Linked DNA regions of Homo sapiens: region 2 is linked to region 1. Evidence: read pairs that join two places in POLR2A ChIA-PET (ENCODE). Cell type or tissue: MCF 10A. All regions are shown on one strand. Each heading gives the region's core, and the rest is flanking DNA. Links, peaks and the distances in the headings are about the cores only.

Evidence for each region. Peaks named below come from ENCODE experiments on the same cell type or tissue, not always from the same donor. Only the 100,000 strongest peaks of a DNase experiment are listed, where the experiment ranks them.
Region 2: POLR2A ChIA-PET joins it to region 1 with 6 read pairs; 2 of 35 experiments call an interaction of 5 or more read pairs at or near these places.

Annotation. Positions count from the first base shown.
Region 1 is chr2:19,909,172-19,913,577 of GRCh38, forward strand. WDR35 (WD repeat domain 35) reads right to left here. Exons shown (of 27, transcript NM_020779.4): 27 at 1,092-4,406. The coding sequence ends at 4,387. Among named protein-coding and RNA genes, the nearest start is that of TTC32, 9.4 kb to the left of the region's middle. In MCF 10A, for the core only: no CTCF peak of the experiment used is centred there; a DNase peak (open chromatin) is centred at 2,830.
Region 2 is chr2:19,794,209-19,798,614 of GRCh38, forward strand. No RefSeq gene overlaps it. Among named protein-coding and RNA genes, the nearest start is that of LINC00954, 72 kb to the right of the region's middle. In MCF 10A, for the core only: no CTCF peak of the experiment used is centred there; DNase peaks (open chromatin) are centred at 2,043 and 2,343.

The DNA.
Region 1 (4,406 bases), core at 407-4,406:
CATATTGGCCAGGCTGGTCTCAAACTCCCGACCTTGTGATCCGCCTGCCTTGGCTTCCCAAAGCCTTTTAATGTCTACTTTCTTTTAATTTTAAAGAAATCTCTTAAGAACAAATACTGATTTTGGTACGAAGAAACCAATTATACAAATTCCTTCAGTGTCACTTCAGTTTTTTTCATCTCTTACATTCAACTAAAATATTTTATTTATAAAGATCAACTAATTTTACTTTCTCATCTATACCGTTATGTATTTTTGAAAATTTCTGCCATGAACATTTTTGCTTTTTTTTTTAATTATTATTATTTTTTGAGACGGAGTCTTGCTCTGTCGCCCAGGCTGGAGTGCAGTGGCACTATCTTGGCTCACTGCAAGCTCTGCCTCCCGGGTTCATGCCATTCTCCTGCCTCAGCCTCCCAAGTAGCTGGGACTACAGGCGTCCGCCACCACGCCCAGCTAATTTTTTGTATTTTTAGTAGAGACGGGGTTTCACCACGTTAGCCAGGATGGTCTCAATCTCCTGACGTCGTGATCCGCCCGCCTCAGCCTCCCAAAGTGCTGGGATTATAGGCGTGAGCCACTGCGCCTGGCCTGCTTTTTATATTCAAAAAAAAAAAAACCAGTAAATATTAGTTTCTTAGAGAAAAAAATGAATTGAGAAAATGGTCTTTAAAATAGACAGTAGAGGCAATACAATATTCCTATTTTCATTTTGAAACTGAGTAGAAAATCTTGGAGCTACATTATCAAATGTAGTATTCTTTATTTTCTCTTATAGGTCTAGTAGGACATAATTTCCTTCGTTCCTAAATGAGAACTCAGCATGACCATTAAGGAGTAGCTCACAGCAACCTCCAATATCTGACATTTGCCTAGTGCCTCTGGAAGGTTGTTGGGGTTTTTCCCCCCTTGTTTGGTAGCAAAAGTGGTATTGTATATCTATTGTACCTCCTGCTCCCTTTTCCCCTTCTCCACTCTGGAGCCCAATACCCTCCTAACCAACCCCCATCAGAATACTTAAATGAAGACACAGCAAACACCGTGTTCTCCGTAAGTTATAGATAAAGAAAACGTGGAATAAACACAAGTTATTTTTTTCTTCAATGTTTATTATTTTCGTATTTTTTCACTTAATACTACATAAAATCTAAGATCTCAGCTCTTGGAATACAGAAAAATAGTTTCAAAGTGTATTTTAGCAAAACAATTTATAATGAAATTAGCATTTGTGAATTAAGCATGTCAACATTACTGTGTTGCTTGTTAGGCACACTGCTTATTTGTACAGCTTTATCAGTCAGTTCCATCATTTCAATATTTTGGCCCACCACACCACTTTGAAACATGTAATGAAGGGCAAGTTTTATAATAAAAAAAACAACTTGGCATTACTCAACGGGAAGTCAGTACATGTTTTTTGCAAGGAGAACAACATAACTGTTTAATGATGCTGTCTTCAATATACTACCTAATTCTGTTTATGCAACTTCTCACCAGGTAATTGTTTTTTATGGTCAGTTTTGCTTTTCTTTGTCCCCCTAGTCAAGGGAGAGTTTGTTAGTGTTGTTATCTGGAAATTTCCTTCATGTCGAATAAAACCAACTAGATTGACTCATAATATAGGTGTTTTCTCTAGTACCATTTACACAGAAGACAAAGGTCCCCAAGACATTATGGCAGATCATTAAAACTTTCACAGATATAGATACCAAAGAGGCATAAGCTTTTACAAAAGTAAAAAAGATGTGCCTGTCTATATACATATGCGCGCACACACACACGCACACAAAATTAGGTCCACAAGGTATGAGAGGTTGTTTTTAGAGATACTGGTTTCTGGATCCAACTGAATGAGAAATATCAACTAGATATTGTTTAAATATCAACTAGATCCAGCAACTTAGGATCTACCTGGAATAATTCGTTGGTGGGAAAATTCTAGGGCTCAGGCAGCACAGAATTAGGGGGAAATGAGAAGCCTCCAAAAGAGAGTTTCCAAAGTTAGGTGAAGTCTGAGGAGTCAACAGGTGATTCTAGAACTAAAGCAAATGAAAGTGCAACCAACAAATCACAGTAAGGGGCTAGAGGCATGACAATCGAATGAATTCTCAGCTGATTCCTGAGACAGGAAAGGGAAAGAAGAGATACTCAAGCATTAGACCATGGACTAAGAATTGCAGCTCTGACCAAACTGTCCTGCAGGAACCTTTCAGACAGGCAGAACTAATAAGTGTGCCATCCCTACAACCCTGAACATTTCTCTTTCCTTGATGAAGCAGAGAATAGTCTCATCCCTAAAAACAGAAAGTCCTGTGGAAAGATGCAAGTTCAACAGGAGATGTACTGTCTTAGACAGACTTCTTTGTTAGGATGTGATTTTCTGATTTGGGGAAATTTCCCATTCTGGTATAGAACAAATGAGAAAGCTGGAATTCATTGTGTTACATTTAGGTAAGTAAGTTAGTAACCTAGGAGACTTATTAGGCAAAGTTAATAGAGCGTGTATGTGTGACCACAGATAGAAAGGAGCAAGAGATACCAAATATTCATGAAGCACTAAAAATATGAAAAGCCACAAAGATACCAAATATTCATGATACACTAAGTATGCATGAGACATATAAAGCCTTCAGTATGTGTGAGAAGTTGATTCAATTACCCACTGGTGACACTCATTCTGGCCTGTCCTTACCCAAGAAATACAATAAAATTCATGACTGCTCAGCAGACTAATAGGCAAGCTATTGCTGTGGTGAAGTGTACTTGCCCCTGACACCCTTCTATAGAGCAAGTGTACATCGTTGGCCTCAGGCACATTTCATCTGATTGAGTCATCTGGCTCAAGCGGCCACTCTGGTCCTTTTTGTAACCCGACTATTAGGGGAAAGCGTATGTGACAGAATGTGAGTCAGGACATAAAAACATTACAAAACCCAGGATTCAGGTGTTGCGGTCTTTCCACTCCACTGGCACGTTACACTAACAGTGTTAATCTATCATTGCTTTCTCCTTGTTCCTCACTGTGTATTGCAAATTGGTTCAATAAACCAATGTATTTTGAGAATTTTTATTTGGTTTATAAGGCTTTCTGTTCCATGACCTCTGGAATAGCTTGCGAGGCAGTCTATTTAGAGGCTACCATTGTACCAAGGTAATTTTCCACGAGGCGCATGAATAGAGACAGAGACCTCAAAGACTTCTGGTCTTCTCTTTTTATTTAGGCCAATGAGCCCACTCTCTATCCTAAGCTCATCTAGGCTCTAAATCTCTTCTCATAGCTCACTATTCCCAATCTGCAACATGCTGAACTTGTCTCTGTCTCTACAAGACAAAAACATATGAGATTGAGAAAGTGTATTGTAGCTGCAAAAACAAAGTTGCGTATCTCTATGTATTGCCTCTACTATATGTAAGCCAAACCTCAATAAAATAATCTTGATGAAATAGTGCAAAGGTCTGGTCTTTAGCCACAAAATGGGAATTCATGAGAAATAAACAGAGAACATTATTAGCTATGTAAAAGACATAAGAAATGATCCATTATGGATCACAACTGTTTATCTTTCAAATTAATAATAAATGAAAACAGACGCATATCAAGAAAAAATCACTCCCTCAACAATACTTGTGTAAATAAACGGTCCAACTTAGTGACAATGTTTCAACAGAAGCTATAACTACAAAATGGATATTTCTGTTTAAGTTATCTTCATTATAAATAGAGGCAAGTTTTCTGCACAATCATATGAAAGTGTAAATTCCAAATGCCATCTCTTAAATGAGACTAAAAGGACAGGTTTTAAAATAGAAGAATAGGGCTATTAGAAACAATTCAGATTGTAAAAAATGTCTTAAAATGCCATCGCCTCACTTCTGAAAATACAATAAAGAAGACATTCGACACTTATTTAATTAAATATGGCTATAGAGAAAGCTCATTTCATTATTACAATTGTTTAACTTCCTTGTAACATGGGTTATAAAAATTCTCTAAATTCAACTTTGCCCCACTCCCATGCTTCCCCCACTCCCTACTCCCTTCAAGATTTTTTAATGAATTCAGTTACCTTGACACTGTGAGAAAAAAATTTATTTGGAATATTTCCATGGTATCATGTAACCAAAAACAAGATAAACAAAAGAGAGAGGGTGAGAGAAAACATGGTTGATTTTCATACATTTATATGAAAATCGGCCTTATTATTTCACAGTTGTATTGCCATAAAAATTATTTTATTAACATATATTTTGTGCAAAAATTCAACTATAAATAATGAGGCTGATTTTCATACAAAACTCACAGAAATAAACCTTATTACATATACAGCATATAGCCATGTATATATGCTACATATATTTTACAGTTATATACAGTTTATCATTCCTTTATCCCACTGGACTATGGC
Region 2 (4,406 bases), core at 101-4,100, 120 kb before region 1:
CTTTTCTGCTATTTCCTGTACTCACCCAAATATGATGGAAGAGGAGGAATCTAGAAAAGACCCAGAGAAAAGTAATAAAGCCTGAGAATGGCTCTGGCCAGCTGTGTGGACGGTTACACTCCAGCATGCGGCAAGCCTGGAGGAGAACATGCAGGACAAGGGCTGAGGCTCTGCTCCAGACACCCTATGCTGGGAGGTGTCTGTGGCCACCACTGAGTTATATGCTGTCACTACACCGCATAAGAAACAATGAAGATGCCAATGTCATTGTCAATAACTCTGAATACATTCCACCCACATCACCAGTTGGGTTTGGCTGACTTATCCTCTTAAGAGATTGCCCAGAGTCACTCACTGAAGATGCCATTCAGGTATTGCTATGGTAGAAACTCCAACGCAGGTGGACCTAGCTGATCATGTGAGCCCAACCTCAGTGTCCAGGCAAGGATTCCTTGATGTTGAGTCTGGCAGGCCCCCTGTGTAATTTGTACTCTAGGTCCCAACAGATAGTGAAGTCACCTTAGATCGCAACAGCATCTAAGGGATATCAAACAAATTGTTATTTTAAAACCTAGGCGGCCAGGTGCAATGGCTCATGCCTGTAATCCCAGCACTTTGGGAGGTGGAAGTGGGCGGATCATGAGGTCAGGAGTTAGAGACCAGCCTGGCCAACATGGTGAAACCCCATCTCTACTAAAAATACAAAAATTAGCCAGGCATGGTGGTGGGCGCCTGTAATCCCAGCTACTCGGGAGGCAGAGGCAGGAGAATCGCTTGAACCCTTGAGGCGGAGGTTGCAGTGAGCCGACACTGCGCCATTATACTGCACCCTGGGTGACGGAGCGAGACTCCATCCCAAAAAAAAAAAAAAAACCTAGGCTCTCAAATAAAAGCCCAAAGACTCTCCATTGCCATTACAAATTTCATATACACTCATTAGTAAAACTCTCTACAGTCTTAGCTCAACCCACTTTTTCATACGCTGGAGACCCGCTTGCTCCCCAGCATATACACTGTACTACAGCCCCATCAGACTTTCTTCCTAGTCCTTTTACCAGGAATTCTCTTCCTCCATCAAAGCCATCTCCCTTTGCCTTTTGCTGAGCTCTTATTCATCCTCCAAACCCATCAAAAGCTTCCTCCAAGAAGTCTTTTTCATCATCTCTGGACTATCTTCTCTGCAAAACACCCAAAGAATTTCTTTTGTATCTATTTTATGGTTCTGATGCTCATAAACATCAAATTGTATTAGCATCAGCAATTTCCCTAAATAGGAACTAAGCTCCCGCTTCCAGCCATATATATAGAAAGCAAAACAGAAAGATCTGAGTCCTCAAGACCCCAGGGATAAAAGACTTTCACACTCTCTTCTATTCACACAATTATAATTCAGCTTCATTTTTTTGTCTTAATAAAAAGCATTTGCAATGTTGCTAATGTTCCTCCGGGCCTGTAAACATTTTTACTCCAAACACGTCAGCTGCAAAATGTTGGAGCCCCACTCAGAGAAAGAACAAGAAATCCAGATTCGCTTCTAGCCAACAGCCAGGGTGGGAGTTGAGACCCCACTCTGAGCAAGCTGCCCAGCACCTGGGTGGGCATGTGCAATCCAATACAGGCAGACCCCAACTAGTAAAATGAGGGGGGGAAGAGAGGATGTTTTTGTTCTTTTAGAAAAGGGCCCCCAATGGTATATATAAAGCCCCACGAAATATTTCACAGCTCACATCAAGAAGCGGAAAGCACCTTGATATTCAGACCCCTGACTGCTGCCAGGGTCCAAAGCCGTCCCTTAGCCTCAACTTCACACTTGCCAGAGGACAAAGCCAACTAGACCATGTGAAACCCGCATGCCTTCGCCACCTCTTAGCTGCCTAGAGGGACAATTAAATTAAAAATATAATGACTTTACACCAGAAGGAAGTTTATCCAAACCACACATGAAAAGTCGATTTCTGATTTCGTAGCCACACCTCTGTACTGCTTGGTTAAAGACCAAACAATTGTGAAACGTAGAGAAGAACGATGAGCAAGTCGTGAATGTGGGTTTCTGTTTCCCAGTAATCTTTTTCAGACTTTAGAAATGCCTACGGTTTCTGGAGATATGAGTGTCTAAGTATAACGAGAATATGTTTGGATTTCACACATTCTTATTTTACAGCAGAAATCCTTGGTAAGTGAGGAAGTCCCGTGAAAGCTGAAAAATCATTGGCTTTGACAATAGACCTATAAATAGAAGGCACAGGAATCATGAATATGCTAATGGATTTTCCCTGCTATGGCCTTGCGGTATTGAGGTTTTAGCCCTAACATGTACATCAATTGGTGCCAAGTTTAACCATCCTGCAATCTTCAGCAGGAATCCCTGCTTTACATGGAACAAGCGGCATGAATCACAGATGTTAGGGGAGGGCCCAGGATTTCTGAATCAGAAAACTGTCTCCCTGCAAATTTTTGATGATTTAGTACTTGGGTAAATGTTCTCTCTAAAATGGACCAGTAATCAGGTGGTTCAAAGCTTATGAGTACAATAGAAATTTAAATATTTTCTAGCTTAACACATTACATAAGGATAAATCAGCCAACAGACATTTATGGATCCATGGAGCATCTATAATAAATGGGTCTTAACTTTACTGGAATGTAAGCCCTATGAGGGCAAGGATGTATCCACCATGGAGTGGATAAAAGAGTGATGGGCACATGGTAGGTGTTGATACTTATCTATTGGATTAATTGGGTGGTTGATTCATTAATTAATTAAACTGTATTACTGAAGGAGAATATCATTTCAGGGGATCCCCAGCTGTCCTAGGAAATATGACACCAACTGAACACATGGAACTTGCTATAAAGAAAGGCAGCAGAGGGAAGACTTACCTGTTTCCAGTACAGTAACCCTGCTGAAGGAGCAATGGTGGGCAGTCAAGTTACCCCTCATTCATTCACTCAACACTCACCAACCTAGTTCTTACTGTGCTCCCAGCTCCAGGTCAGGGCAGAACTATAGACATGGCCAGAACACCACTGTCAGAAATAGCATCTTTAACCCATCAATCCAACCCATCCATGACAGGCTCTGAATGCCTGTCCAGCCTAGATAGGGGGTAAGGGTGGGGGATGCCCACAGAGAAGTGCAGGGCCCAGCCATCTCGTGGGAGCTGGACGTCCAGCCAATGCACAATATGAGCACATGTGTCCCTTTGACTTCAGCTCTTCCTCAGGTCCATGTGTTTTGCCCCAGGGATGTGCAAAAATCTGAAGGGAGATCACAGATGTTGTGCAGGAACAGAATGTGTGTGTAGCAAAGCAAATGAGGGCATCTTGGAAAGCTGGCGAGGACCAAGTCACAGAGGACCTTGGATGCAGAAAGGATAAAACAAGCAAGAATTTTAAAGTTGTAAGGAACGTTGGGCAGAGTGGTTAAGGAGACAGACTTTGAATCACATTGACTTGGGTTAGAATCCAAGTTTTGCAGATTAGCAATCATGGTATGCTGAACAAGTTAAACTCATTTGATCTCAGTTTCCTTGTCTGTAAAACACAAGCAATGCTATGAATGCCTTGTAGAGTCATTACCTCTTCCTAGTAAGCTTCCAATAAACTGTAGCTGGTTTACAAATGGTGTGTGGGATCAGGTAGCTGAAAGTACATACATACCCTGTTCTCGTCTCCCCACCACACACACACCTACTTCAGTTCACGGTAGGCACTCTGCCTGAATTACAGGTCCCCTTGTCTGCTGCAATCAGTTCACCTCCTGATGCTATCTCCTCTAGGAAGCATTCCTTGGTTAGCTCAGCAGGGTGTGATCTCCCCTGTCTGAGAACCCATAATGCTACATTTCTACATCTCTGGCAGGCTGTGATGCAATTCTGCCTTGTACCATAGAAATCTGTGTTCTGTTTAAATCTGCTCCATCAGACCAAAACGTCTTTGAGAGTTACTACCATCCTTTACACCTTCATAGGCCCCACTGTGACTCATAGATAGCCTGCTTTGATGCATGTCTATTTGATTGAGTCCAGATCTCCACGAGTTTTGCAGGTGAGGAAACTAGACTCTAGATCTTCCAGCCCATCGGGGTAGAATGGAGGCCTTTGGCCTCAGGCTCCCACACCTAAGCTCTGTTTCAGAATCATCAGAGAGACATTTCATTTGATCATGGAATGGAGCAGTCCCGCAGATCAAGCTCAGCCCTCGGAAGGAGCAGAGGCAGTGGGAAAGGCTGAAGGCTCCACTGTGGTACAGGGGCAGCAATGCCAAACTCCCAGTTGGTAACAGAGTGTTGGCCTTGACTGTGTTCCTGCCTCTGGAAACAAGACCCAGCCTTCAATGCAACGCTGATAACATCTCACCTGAAGGCAGCACAGGCAGGCCTGACTAAGGCTTCCACTCTTCAGGGG